2 separate regions of the Homo sapiens genome follow, and region 1 is linked to region 2. A link is a contact called in ENCODE Hi-C or POLR2A ChIA-PET data. All regions are on one chromosome and are shown on one strand. Each heading gives the region's core, a stretch centred on a gene start or an enhancer-like site at or near the end of the contact. The rest is flanking DNA. Distances are from core to core; before and after follow the strand shown.

Region 1 (5,875 bases), core at 1,726-4,225, 150 kb after region 2:
TATGGATGTGAACACTGAAGTAGCTATTATAGGAAATGCTAGGGATTTTTTTCCCGTTGTTACTACATTTTAAAAATTTCTCTATAACCTAGAACATAAAATTCAATATTCTATCTTATTCCAAATATTCTAATAAAATTTAAAAATCTTTATGTAATGATTAATACATATTTAGAAATCCAGAGAAAATTAAAGTTATATTTAATTCTGGAATTCACCAAGACGTCCTTTTTAGTCCTTCATTTTTTCCTTCCAAATATTTTCCTTATATTCTGTTTTCTATAAGAAAACTGGACATCATAATTTTTGCTGATATTAAATGTTCTGTGTCTTCAATTAAAAAGACCTTTCTTGCTAGCTTTGTTTTCATTGCATGCCTTTGGAATGACTTCCTCCTTTTCTAACCTTTCTTAAATTTTTCTTCCCAGGTTTCTGGCCCCACAGTTCTAGAGGCTGACTGACTGGGGCAGGTTGTAGAGAAACTTCTGGACAGGTTGTTAACATCTGACACAGTGAGTGAGAAAAAATCCAGCACAGTCACTGGGCAGGTTTAAGAAGAAGTGGCAGCCTCGGGAGATGAAAGGTTTGTGTGTGCTTGTTGCTGGTTACCTGCAACACACTGGTTAAATTCAAATCCATTCATTTAGTAATTGCTTAGCTTCCTCTAAACCAATGTAATGCAAACCAAAAGGACCGTTGTGGATGTTTTGTACTGATGTCTGCAGATCATGAGTAATTTTAGTCTGTCTTGTCTGACATTTTCCACAATGCTTTTAGTTGACAGCATTATATTATGTAAATATTTCTGGTTAGGTTTATTGAGGTGGTTGCCTAAATCTCACTTTAAATAAAGCCTTTAATGCTTTCACCCAGAATCCATAGAGAAGCTACATGAGTTGGGGAAGTTTAGTGTTGCTCTTTGTACTTTAACTTTTAATATCAGAGCACATATTGAAACCATAAACACAATGAAAATACAAAAAAATATTCCGACGATATTGGAGGACTATAACTCCCCCACCTCTTTTTATTCTTAAAGAGCCAAGGGCGTGGGGAGTGGCAGGAAGAGATATTCTCAAGATCTAAGTCCTGGACGCCATCCTGCGAGTGCTTAAAGCCCCTAGAAACGTGCAACCTGAACAACACCCCTTTTCGAAGTCTAAAACAATATTAGATTCCCAAAATATCGGCAAAGAAAGTCTTACCGTCAGACTTGCAGCAGGTTTCAGCTCAGACCCAGACTGAAAAGCTGAGCAGCTGGTGAACAAAAGATTTAGTTTTTTTTTTTTTTTAAACGAAGTCTGCAAAACTAATTTCCCTCAAAATAGAGCTCAATTTCCGTTAAAGAAAGCAGCGCTTACAAATCTCAGAATTCCTGATCAACCCCCACTCCACCCCACCTCTGAGCAATAGAAAACAATTCGATCTTTCACACGGATGTTATTGCGAAGCCACTATTCTGCAGTGTGACTTAAAAGAAAAGAAGATAGTGAGGCTTAAGCAAGGGGACTGGAAGAGGAGGGGAAAGGTTCTGCTTTGGGGACACCTCTCAAAGATTAATCAATGCTTTTTCCTAATTCAAACCAGATGTCTAGCCCAGTTTGCTGTACCCATTAATCCCACTAACAACTTCAAAGACCTGGTCATCATCCTCTGGACACCTGAGACAATGAAAAAACGGGGCGACACTGCTGGTGGCGCATTTGGGGCCCCGGGCAGAATAGGTGACTACAGATATTCTCCTGATGCGACAGGTCGCAGATGGGACATGACTGTTCCTCCTGCTCATTACAGCGCCACTCACTTGTGTGTAAACGACTCTGCCCCCAGCGGACCCTGTCGCCCGCCAAGCAAGTAGCAGCTTCAAAGCCCTGCCCTCGCTCTCGCATGCTTACTAGAGGCGAGTTTTCTATTTTATTTTCAGGGGTGCAAAATTGTAACCAAGTGCCCACGGTGAGTGAATTTTGGGAGCTATCGAAATGTAAGAATTCTCAGTAAATGGAACCCTGGTGGTAAGGAATGCATTAGCGGATTTATTTTTGAGCAGAAGAGAGTGGATTTCTGGAGGAAACCGAGGAGATCTGGGCTAGCTCCTGAGGGGAAAGGCTAGAAATGCGCGTGCAATCTACACATCTCATATGACCGGGACACAATCGCTTGGAAATATTCTTGACCCAGGAAAAGTTCTTCTTGGTGGACAAGTGGCTAGGAAATTGAGCGGGACCGGGAAAGAGGGGGAAGGGAGCCTCCACCTGGCATCGCACGTGAGGATGCCAGGGAGCAGGCATCTGCAACCCTTTCAGACTCACGCCTTCCTCCCACCCACCCAACCAGGTCCGTCTTCTTTCTGCACTGAGAACCGCCTTTTCCAGGCCATGGTGCTCATCCCCGCAACCTCAGATCTGGCGTCCCAGCCTATTAACAACCCACCGACAGAAACCAGCTGCGAAAACCTAGGCGCGCTGCGGCGCCCGGGGCACGGGAAGATGCAAAGTTTGAAAAACTTCGAGGGTGCGCCAAACTAGCTCTGGTCTTTTCCTTTAACCCTATTACTTCTTTCGTGTTCCTGAAAGGATAGGCGTATCCCTAGCTTTTCTGCAGGTGACAGTTCCCAAATGACACTGACAAGTCACGTTTCCCCGAGAGGAAAGTGAGTAGGTAGGAATCAGGGTGCTAGGTTGGGGGTGGTGTGCGCCGCGCCCAGGCCTCCAGAGTCTGGAGGGCAGAGCTGCTGCCCTCCCGGGCGGGACTTAGACGTTGGCGTGCCGCTTGTAGTCCTGGCAGCCGGCAGTGCTGGGCGGGCGTGGACGCTCTACGTCCGTCCAGCAGGAGATAGGAAGTGGAACTGGGAGCGCGTGGCGCAGGCTGAGCGGGAGTTTTGGAGGGAGTTTGCATGTGGTCAACTCTGGGCTCCTAAGCCAGCCCCCAGCTCACGTTACACTCTATTTATAACTTCTCAGAGCCATTTCCCCCTGAAAGCAGTTCTCTGGGACCACCTTCTTTTGGCTTCAACCTCTCCCACTCTTGACATCTGAGTAGCTCAGGGAAGCTCTTCCAGGTCCGACTGTTCATATGTAAAGGAGACTGGCCGCTGGGGCTCAGGACCGGGATTATCCGAGCTCTGCAGAAGTGCACCGCTATTGCTTTGGGAGGTTAAAAAAAAAATCACACGGTTTCCAGTGAAAAAGTGACAGAGGGTGGTGGCCTTTGGAACCGCCGTGAAGTCTTCTGCCTGGAACCCGAAACTTGCATGCTATGGAACACCCGCTCTTTGGCTGCCTGCGCAGCCCTCACGCCACGGCGCAAGGCTTGCACCCGTTCTCCCAATCCTCTCTCGCCCTCCATGGAAGATCTGACCATATGTCTTACCCCGAGCTCTCTACTTCTTCCTCATCTTGCATAATCGCGGGATACCCCAACGAAGAGGGCATGTTTGCCAGCCAGCATCACAGGGGGCACCACCACCACCACCACCACCACCACCATCACCACCATCAGCAGCAGCAGCACCAGGCTCTGCAAACCAACTGGCACCTCCCGCAGATGTCTTCCCCACCGAGTGCGGCTCGGCACAGCCTCTGCCTCCAGCCCGACTCTGGAGGGCCCCCAGAGTTGGGGAGCAGCCCGCCCGTCCTGTGCTCCAACTCTTCCAGCTTGGGCTCCAGCACCCCGACTGGGGCCGCGTGCGCGCCGGGGGACTACGGCCGCCAGGCACTGTCACCTGCGGAGGCGGAGAAGCGAAGCGGCGGCAAGAGGAAAAGCGACAGCTCAGGTAAGGGCGCGCCAGGCACCCTCGAGAGTGCGCGCCGGGCTGGAAAAGGGGCGGAGAGATACTAGGGGAGATTCTCGCACTGGAGGGTGGCAGCAGGGAAGATGGGAATGTGTTGCCCTCTGTGGCTTCCTGCGGCCAAATTCGGCGGTGAAGCTTTGGTCCTGATATTTGGGGACACGTGTTTATTCGAGAGCAATGCGTATACAGCCAGCAGCTCTAAGCCCTCCAAAGTCCTAAACTAGTTTACCAGAAGGTTGATAAAAAAGGACAAGTGGCTGTGAAATCGATTGTGAAGCGTGACCTTCCATCCCAGCGCTGGGGAGGGAGGGGCGTGCGCCCAGGGATGCAGCGTCCGTTGGGCAGGCGTGCGTGCGGGTGCCGCTTCTTGACTTTTCTCTTGCAAGTTGCCGACTCTGAGTGGCTCGATTTTTCCCATCGTTAACTGGATTTCCAAATTATTGCACAATGTTTGGAACTTGCAATGGAACTTGGCAGAGCGCATGAGAAAAAAAAGTTTCAGTTTTTTTTTTTTAACATTCTTATTTCAGCGTTCTTTAAATAGCACCCTATTTCAAATGGTAAAATTTTCCCTTTATTGGGGAAGAAGACATTATCTAGGAATTCAGATTTTAAGGAATGTGTCAGAGAATTGTAAATAAATAGATGCTCACACTGGAAGAAAGACGAACCTTAATAGTACATGTCCATGTGGTGTAAGCTAATTACAGAACCTAAGTTTCAAAAGTGGAAAATAAATCCCTCTACCAAGTGGGTATTAGTAGAGACAAATACTGCGAAGCAACAGCAACTCGGGTACTGTTAGTTAGATACGTGTCTAAAGGGGTATGCAAGGGTGCGCGCAGGAGGCGCTGATTTCAGTGGGGATAATTTGAGCAGCCATGCAAAAGGGGAACCTTCCTGACCTCTGGTGCTTGAAGGCACAACGTGCCGAATAAATTGTAGCAATCCAGAGAAACTCAAAGTTTCCAGACAAGTTTTCAAAGCTCTTACCTACCTGTATTTTTATAAAATTGTTAAAAGATACTTTAAAATTAAGAGACTTGTGAGTTTTCTTTCGTGGGTATAGTGCAACCTGGATTAAATACTTTTGGAAGGTGTCATTTGTTTAATATAATATTTGCATATTTTTCTTCCTCTGTGGAATTGGGTTAATAATAGTCCTAGAAGGTAATCCCATATGTTGGTTTGAAGGATTGGAAAAATGTTGATCGTGTGTAAAGCTTTAGGTAAGATGCCACATAAATGAAAATGATTGGCCGCATATTTAATATTCCTTCACCATTCACAGCAATATCAATTGTTCTTCAGCGTTACTATAGGATGGATTCTTCTCTCACGGTCTCAAAAGCTAACTTTTATTTTCCAAGGTCAGGGGGTGAACTTTTAATGTTCCATCACAAATTAGTTTTTATAAGAAAATTACCAGTAGTGTCACTGATATTTAATGTATTTTCCTAACTATAAGTGAAACTCTCTTTAGATAGTGAGTTGAAAGGTTAATCATAGCAAAAAGGTTTCAATTTTTATTAGAAAAACAGTCGATTTTAGAATGCAGTGACAATTTCATAAACTGAACATTTGATATCAGTGTAACTTTGGAAGCAGATCCCAGTTCGGGTTGATGAGCGTACTCTTGCAATTCCCATAAGCTCTTACGGTTCATTTTATTTCTTGCAATGAGAAACCTACATGATAGATTGTTCTTCATGCTTCCTGAACTGAGCCATTGCCCTTAAGTTTCTCAGGGCAAACAATTTTCATACAAGCACATGTTATTTTGTTTGGGGAAAACTGAGAAAACGGAATTCAATAACTGATTCCCTTAATTTATTTTAATAATTTTTTTAAAAAATGGAATAATTTAACAAAACTAATTTATCTCTCCCCCCCAACTTAGTGGGAAATAACCATTTAACAAAATTAAATTCATTTCTACATTTTGAAGCTGATAATGAGGGTACTGGAAAAACAAGCAAATATAAGTGTTTGTGTCAGCTACATAAATTATTAACAGATTAAAACTTCAGTGGAAAGTACAATTAGTCATCACCAAGGATAAAAATACTGGGGATTTAGAATGAG
Region 2 (5,567 bases), core at 2,233-4,732:
TATGGCCCACAGATACATCTTTGATCAGAGGCTAGAATTCACAAATCAATTTGTAGAATCCATAGAGTGTGGGACAGGAAACAATGCTAATTAGCTGCTGCTGTCTCTTTATGCCTAAGTGTTAATAAATTACATTTTGTTGCTAACGAATAATTCATACTATGGTGGTACTGGTGATATTGTTTTTTTTTTAAACCTGAATTTTCTTATAATTCTTGATTTTCTTAAGGCTTCGCAGCAATATTTCCTATGATGTCTAAGAATGGGCCTTTCAGGCATCTCTGGGATCAAAGAGGTTATTTCAACTTGAAAGATGTTAGATTCACTTAAGTAATTTACCAGCATCCACAGATCACTATGTTCTCCTTCAGAATAAAAAGAACAATTGGGTGATTATAAATTATATTAAAGTAACAAACCAAATATTGGGAGAGGGGGCAATGTTGAATAGGGTTCAAAAAGGAATTTATATGTGTGGACCAATGTATTTTTCTCTGATTATATATTTTTTTATTGTGTAGATATGAAACCCTTTTCCCTTCCATTTGACAATTCAAAGAAAAAAGAGCTAAATAAAAAGAAAATTCCGAAGTTGTGAGTATGAATTTTAATAGTACAAGTGTATATATTTTAAATGATCAGTATAAATTTAAAAGAAACAGCTTAATGAAATACAAGTCAGTTTATTTGATATTCAGCCTACAGCTTTCCAAAGCAGCAGTTGAACATGTTGTTGAGTTTATACCATTCATTCATTCATTTATTTTTTCTTTCTTTCTTTCAGAAAATACTGGGTGTTTGATATTTGTTTCACTGTGCTAGTTTCTGGGAATGTGTAAGTCATATGCCATAGTTCCTATTCTCTATTTATCTCTAATTTAGGAGGCATTATTTTTATTTAGTGAAATATAAATCAACATAGAGAAGAGTCAGGTGGTCGTACTGAGCAGTCAGAGAGGTCTAATTCAAATGCCTTCTCTGTCTTTACCAGGCGAATGACTAGAAAATCTTATCTAAGTTGAATTTTCTTACCAGAAAAATAGAGGTAATTTTCTTACCTAGAGTTTTGTAGATTAACCAGATTGGCAGTTTAATGTGGTTAACTGAGTTTAGACATCCCGTAATAAATTTCAAGCCTCCAAAATGGAGGCTTCCTTCCATTAATTTGGAGTTTGTCACAATAACCATTTCTCTTGAACAGTCATTGAAAAAAGTCAATATATATAGTAAACTCTGCTGTCAATACTTAGCAATTAAGTAAAACAAAAAACACCTGAGAAAATGTAAACAATGAAGGATAAAATTGTTTGCTGATACTTTTGCTTTAGAATTCTACATCATCTAACATATTTACATTTTCCTTAAAAAGTCAAAATGGATCCCAGACCCTCCTATCTGGACTGTAACATTCTTCAATGTATTAAGTTGTTTAAAGAAAGAATATGTACCCTCATGGAGAAATCATGTGGGTCATAGAATTTGGACCATTCTCATCATGGACAGTAAGTTCTCACAGCAAAATAATAAACTGGTTGAAATATAATTTGGTTTCCTTTGTGACTTGACTGCAGGTAAGGAAGAGGCTGGCTGTGTGGATGAGAGCAACTTGCTTTTTACAATAATTATTTGTTATTGTAAATTAACAATTTGCTCTTCTGGTATTATATGGAAGTATTTGATCCTGTTGATGGCACTGCCTTTGCTTTTGCAAGATTAAAATGAAATGAAGTTTCTGAGATGTTAACTCTATTCTTGACCTCAAACATGACACCAAGATGACTGGATACAAGAAGAAAATTAATGTCACCTCAGGAAGTATCTCCCCCATACTCCATCAAGAGCACTTACGTGGCCATAAGCACTGGCCACATCCCCATGCACCTGGGAACAATCCATTTATTTTCTAAAACTTTAAAACTTTCTACAAACCTGATTTTTCAATTTTTGATATGTTTCTTAAAGTATTTTATCAAGATTTTTTATTTATTTCCAAATACTGGCTTGGATTTTTTTCTCATCTGAACACTGAGAAATTCCAGGAAAAAAAACTATATTTGGTACTTCGTGTCTTCAAATTTTGATGCAATGACTTTATAAATTAGCCTATACTGATAGTGTAAAACTGAGTTAAAAAAGGAAAAAACTTAGGCCCGTGTGGAATATTTACCAATGCTTACTTTAAGGTATAAAAATGTGAGTAAATGAAAGTAGAAAAACTGGGCTGAAATGTATCCACCACTCTTTTGGTAATACAGTAGTAGGTATTCATTATGATTTATTTTCCCTTGAAGCATATTTTGTCTTTAAGTTATTTCGGTGTGTAAGAACAGAGTACATTCACATTTGTGCTTTTTTTTCCAATAAAACTATTGCTGCATTGTTCGTTCTAATATTTATCTCTGCATTGAATTGCTTCTTGAATTTTTCTTTTTTATTTTTAAGTTTCATATTCTACATGAGAATGTGTTTACTTCTCTACTGTGCTGCTGGGAAGTTAAATGTAACAGTAAAACTTTATTGAAAAGTAGAAAATAGGAAATTTTTCGAAATTGAAATTCTATGTCTTTGTTCTTTTTGGAGAAAAGATTTTTTTACCTATGTGCTTTGGGGATTTGACATTAGTCATTTGGTTGACCCTAGGAAAGGATGTGAACTGAATCCTCTTGAATGAGATCATTTTTGTTGTTAAATTTTTTGGTATTCTTTGTGTAAAATTGATCTAAAAGATTCTATCTATTCTGATTGTTTTTCCCTCTATAAGGAAGTATATATATTTTTTAATGTTATCAATCCCTGTACCTATTTGTTAACATTTCCTTAAATGTGTTTTCTCCAGATGTTGGAAGTAAAAAAAACAAGTGCTTGTTATTTTTTCCATTGTCACTCTTTACTACTTTCCATAGGCAGCATATTGTGCAAGCCAAGAACTGGAGGAAATAACAGACGTGTGAGCCCCAAAATTATAGGCACAAAAATAACTTTCATAAAATAGGTTTTAAATGACACCACTTTCCAAAAAGCCAGCTCTAATTGAGTCAAGCCTAGAAAGCAGTTAACTTAAGGGAACATCAGACACACGTCCACTGATCCCAGAAAGCGTTCCACGGTGTGACATTAGCGGGGATGATGACATTCCCAGCTTGCTGCCAGCACATTCCAGAAGGCAGGCCCGGCATTTTGGTACCAGTTGGGCCAGTTCTCAATAGTACTGTTCTGATATCGTTGAGATGATAGTTTGTTTATACAAGCAACTTCCGAGACTCCCAACTACATTGCTCACCCGCAAGAGATAATAGTGGGGAAAAAAAAGATAGAACGCAGAAATAAGAGGGAAAACTCCTCTGGTTTTTTCTTTGAATGCAGACAGAATCCTCACCCGGGTTTACGGACTGGAGCAGCGCGGGTTCCTGCTGTTCATAGAATGTTACAGATGGCTGCCTGGGCAGGAAGCCCTCCCCCTTCCTTAACGGGGCTCTGGGGAATGCAAGGGGCCTGGAACCAGCCCTCTCCTTCCCTTCCAAACCTCTTCTCCAAACCCCTACTGAGTAAAAAAAAGAGAGAGAGAGAAAAGAAAAAAAAAATACGCATGTCCCTGGAAACATTTCTGCCAGTCTGTTTTTAGTGGAATCTTGAATTAACCTCTTCACTCCCGATTAGAGTAGCGATTTATAACTTTGCCGACATCTCTTTAATGTCCTGAATCAATTTCACCAGCTCATTGAAGTACCGTACCATTTGGGTTGAATTATAATAGTGCTTTTGAGTTATGCAACAATTTCAAGTGAGAGAAAGCAGGTTTGAATTCGAAAATAATTAAAATTATTTTAGCACATCAAATATAGTATTAATAGTGTTCTCTCCATTTTTTTAAAAAAATCACATTTTGAATATTTTGTTTTTCTCATAGTTTTTCCCCTGGTGGTATAAATTTTATAAATACCTCGCAATTGTGAGGGAAAGAAAATGGCAGAGGTGCTGATCCAGGACCCTGCAAACTTGAGTTGCTCAATTAACCCACCTGGAAAGGAAAACCTCTGAATTTCTTATGTGAGCCATATTGATAATTTTCTTTTTAAAAGCCACTTTTGTTTTGAAAATCTGTTACTTGCAGTCAGAAGCATCTGAACTGAAATAATACCTTTAGAGGAAGTGGGATGACTTTTATTTCCTAGGAATAAAAATGGAATGTCTTTACTTATATTCCAAGTAAGGGATTTTGTGATATGTATTTAGTTCATGCAGGTTTCCAAATCATAAAACTTCTTGGGAGGCATATTAAACCCCATGAAATCTAGATTCTAGAATTAAGTATTATTTCTTTGATAACCAGTCTTCCTCCATGCATTCTTAAATTTCAGTTTATCTGACTCTGATAGCTAACTTCAGGTGACTCTCAGCTTGCCAGTTTCAGAATCAGTGGTAGGGCCTGTAGTCATACCCCACAATTTGATCAACCACATCATAAAACACTCAATAGAAATATTGGCCAACACATTCAAGTGAGAGCCCAGGCCAAAAGCCAAAGTTTCCATCTCTAGATTTAATTGTCATTGACTCTAAATATGTATTTGAGGAAAAAGAAGGCCTATTGGGCAAATTAGAGCCTGTCGACATCAGCTCACTAGCTATATCACAATCATTTTCACATCAGGTGTATCAAATTCAGCCAAATCGAAGGGTCCAGAAAAAGGAGGCATGCTGTTTACACAGCACCTTTTGTCTCCCAGACTACAGGCTTCTTTTGCTATAGTACAACTGATTCCAGTTTGCATGGAGACAATGCTATTTGAAAATATATATATTTGAGGAATCTGAACAACTGATGTCATGTAGTTTATTGCTAAGTTGTTGAAGCCCAGGGGTTTTAAAAAGTTGCATTGATTTCCTAAGCACAGATAAAAATTTCATAGATATCCTCAGTAAAAAACAAAAAAGCAAAATAAGTTCTCTGTGTGTGTGTGTGTGTGTGTGTGAGTGTGAATGATTTCATCTATTATGGTTTTTACTGAACAGCTGAATAGAAAGAATCATAATAAAGATACATGAAAGTGGAAAAAGAACCTCTGTTGCATAAGTGTAATAGATAAAACATGAAGTGTGCTTCAGGGAAAACAATCAAATCACACTGGAAATGCCTTAAGTGTCTACATGTGTAATGATTCAGCAAGGCCCAATGTGCTAATGACAGGCCATTGCCACATGCCACAATGCTGCAAAGCAAAGCCATTCCTTTACGTTGCCCTTATCCAAGTCCATTAAGAAATAATGGTTCTAAGATGAAAGTCTTGTTAGGGTTTCAATGAAAATGTTTGGCACACCACGATAAAAAGTCAACAATCTGCTTTTAACGAGAGACACTGGAGAAATGTTGGTTAACATACCACTGAAAATATTAATTCTCCTTAATGGCAGGATGCAACGTAGCTTTTTATAGTTTTTGATCCATGTCATAAATTTGGCTATGACAAAGGGGATATTCCGTCTTTAACTCTCTGGCAAGAACATTAGCTATTTTCCAGCCCTAAAAAGTTTGGTCCTTAGTGTTCTTTGTAATGCACCAAAGGGCC

What was found. A loop is a pair of places that touch in the nucleus more often than their neighbours do. ChIA-PET counts read pairs that join two places held with the same protein, here RNA polymerase II (POLR2A). Pooled maps may share reads with other maps.
Region 1: a map of heart left ventricle shows a loop between it and region 2 (8-fold over the local background). The contact joins the promoter of MEOX2 here to the enhancer-like site in region 2. A Hi-C loop is called at or near these places in 11 of 168 maps with a recorded cell type or tissue (Right ventricle myocardium inferior, cardiac septum, endothelial cell of umbilical vein and 3 more) and 12 of 50 pooled maps. POLR2A ChIA-PET finds 5 or more read pairs at or near these places in 1 of 52 experiments (H1).

Annotation. Positions count from the first base shown.
Region 1 is chr7:15,683,783-15,689,657 of GRCh38, reverse strand. It overlaps MEOX2 (mesenchyme homeobox 2), which reads left to right and starts at 2,975. Exons shown (of 3, transcript NM_005924.5): 1 at 2,975-3,772. The coding sequence starts at 3,256. LINC02587 (long intergenic non-protein coding RNA 2587) reads right to left here and starts at 1,280. Exons shown (of 2, transcript NR_110094.1): 1 at 1,206-1,280. RefSeq lists an enhancer at 3,779-4,611.
Region 2 is chr7:15,837,432-15,842,998 of GRCh38, reverse strand. No RefSeq gene overlaps it. Among named protein-coding and RNA genes, the nearest start is that of LINC02587, 150 kb to the right of the region's middle. Within about 2 kb of position 3,482, at least 13 of the 41 ENCODE cell types and tissues checked have a DNase peak (open chromatin) inside an H3K27ac peak, as active enhancers do; they include endothelial cell of umbilical vein, heart left ventricle and heart right ventricle, where a contact is called at or near this core.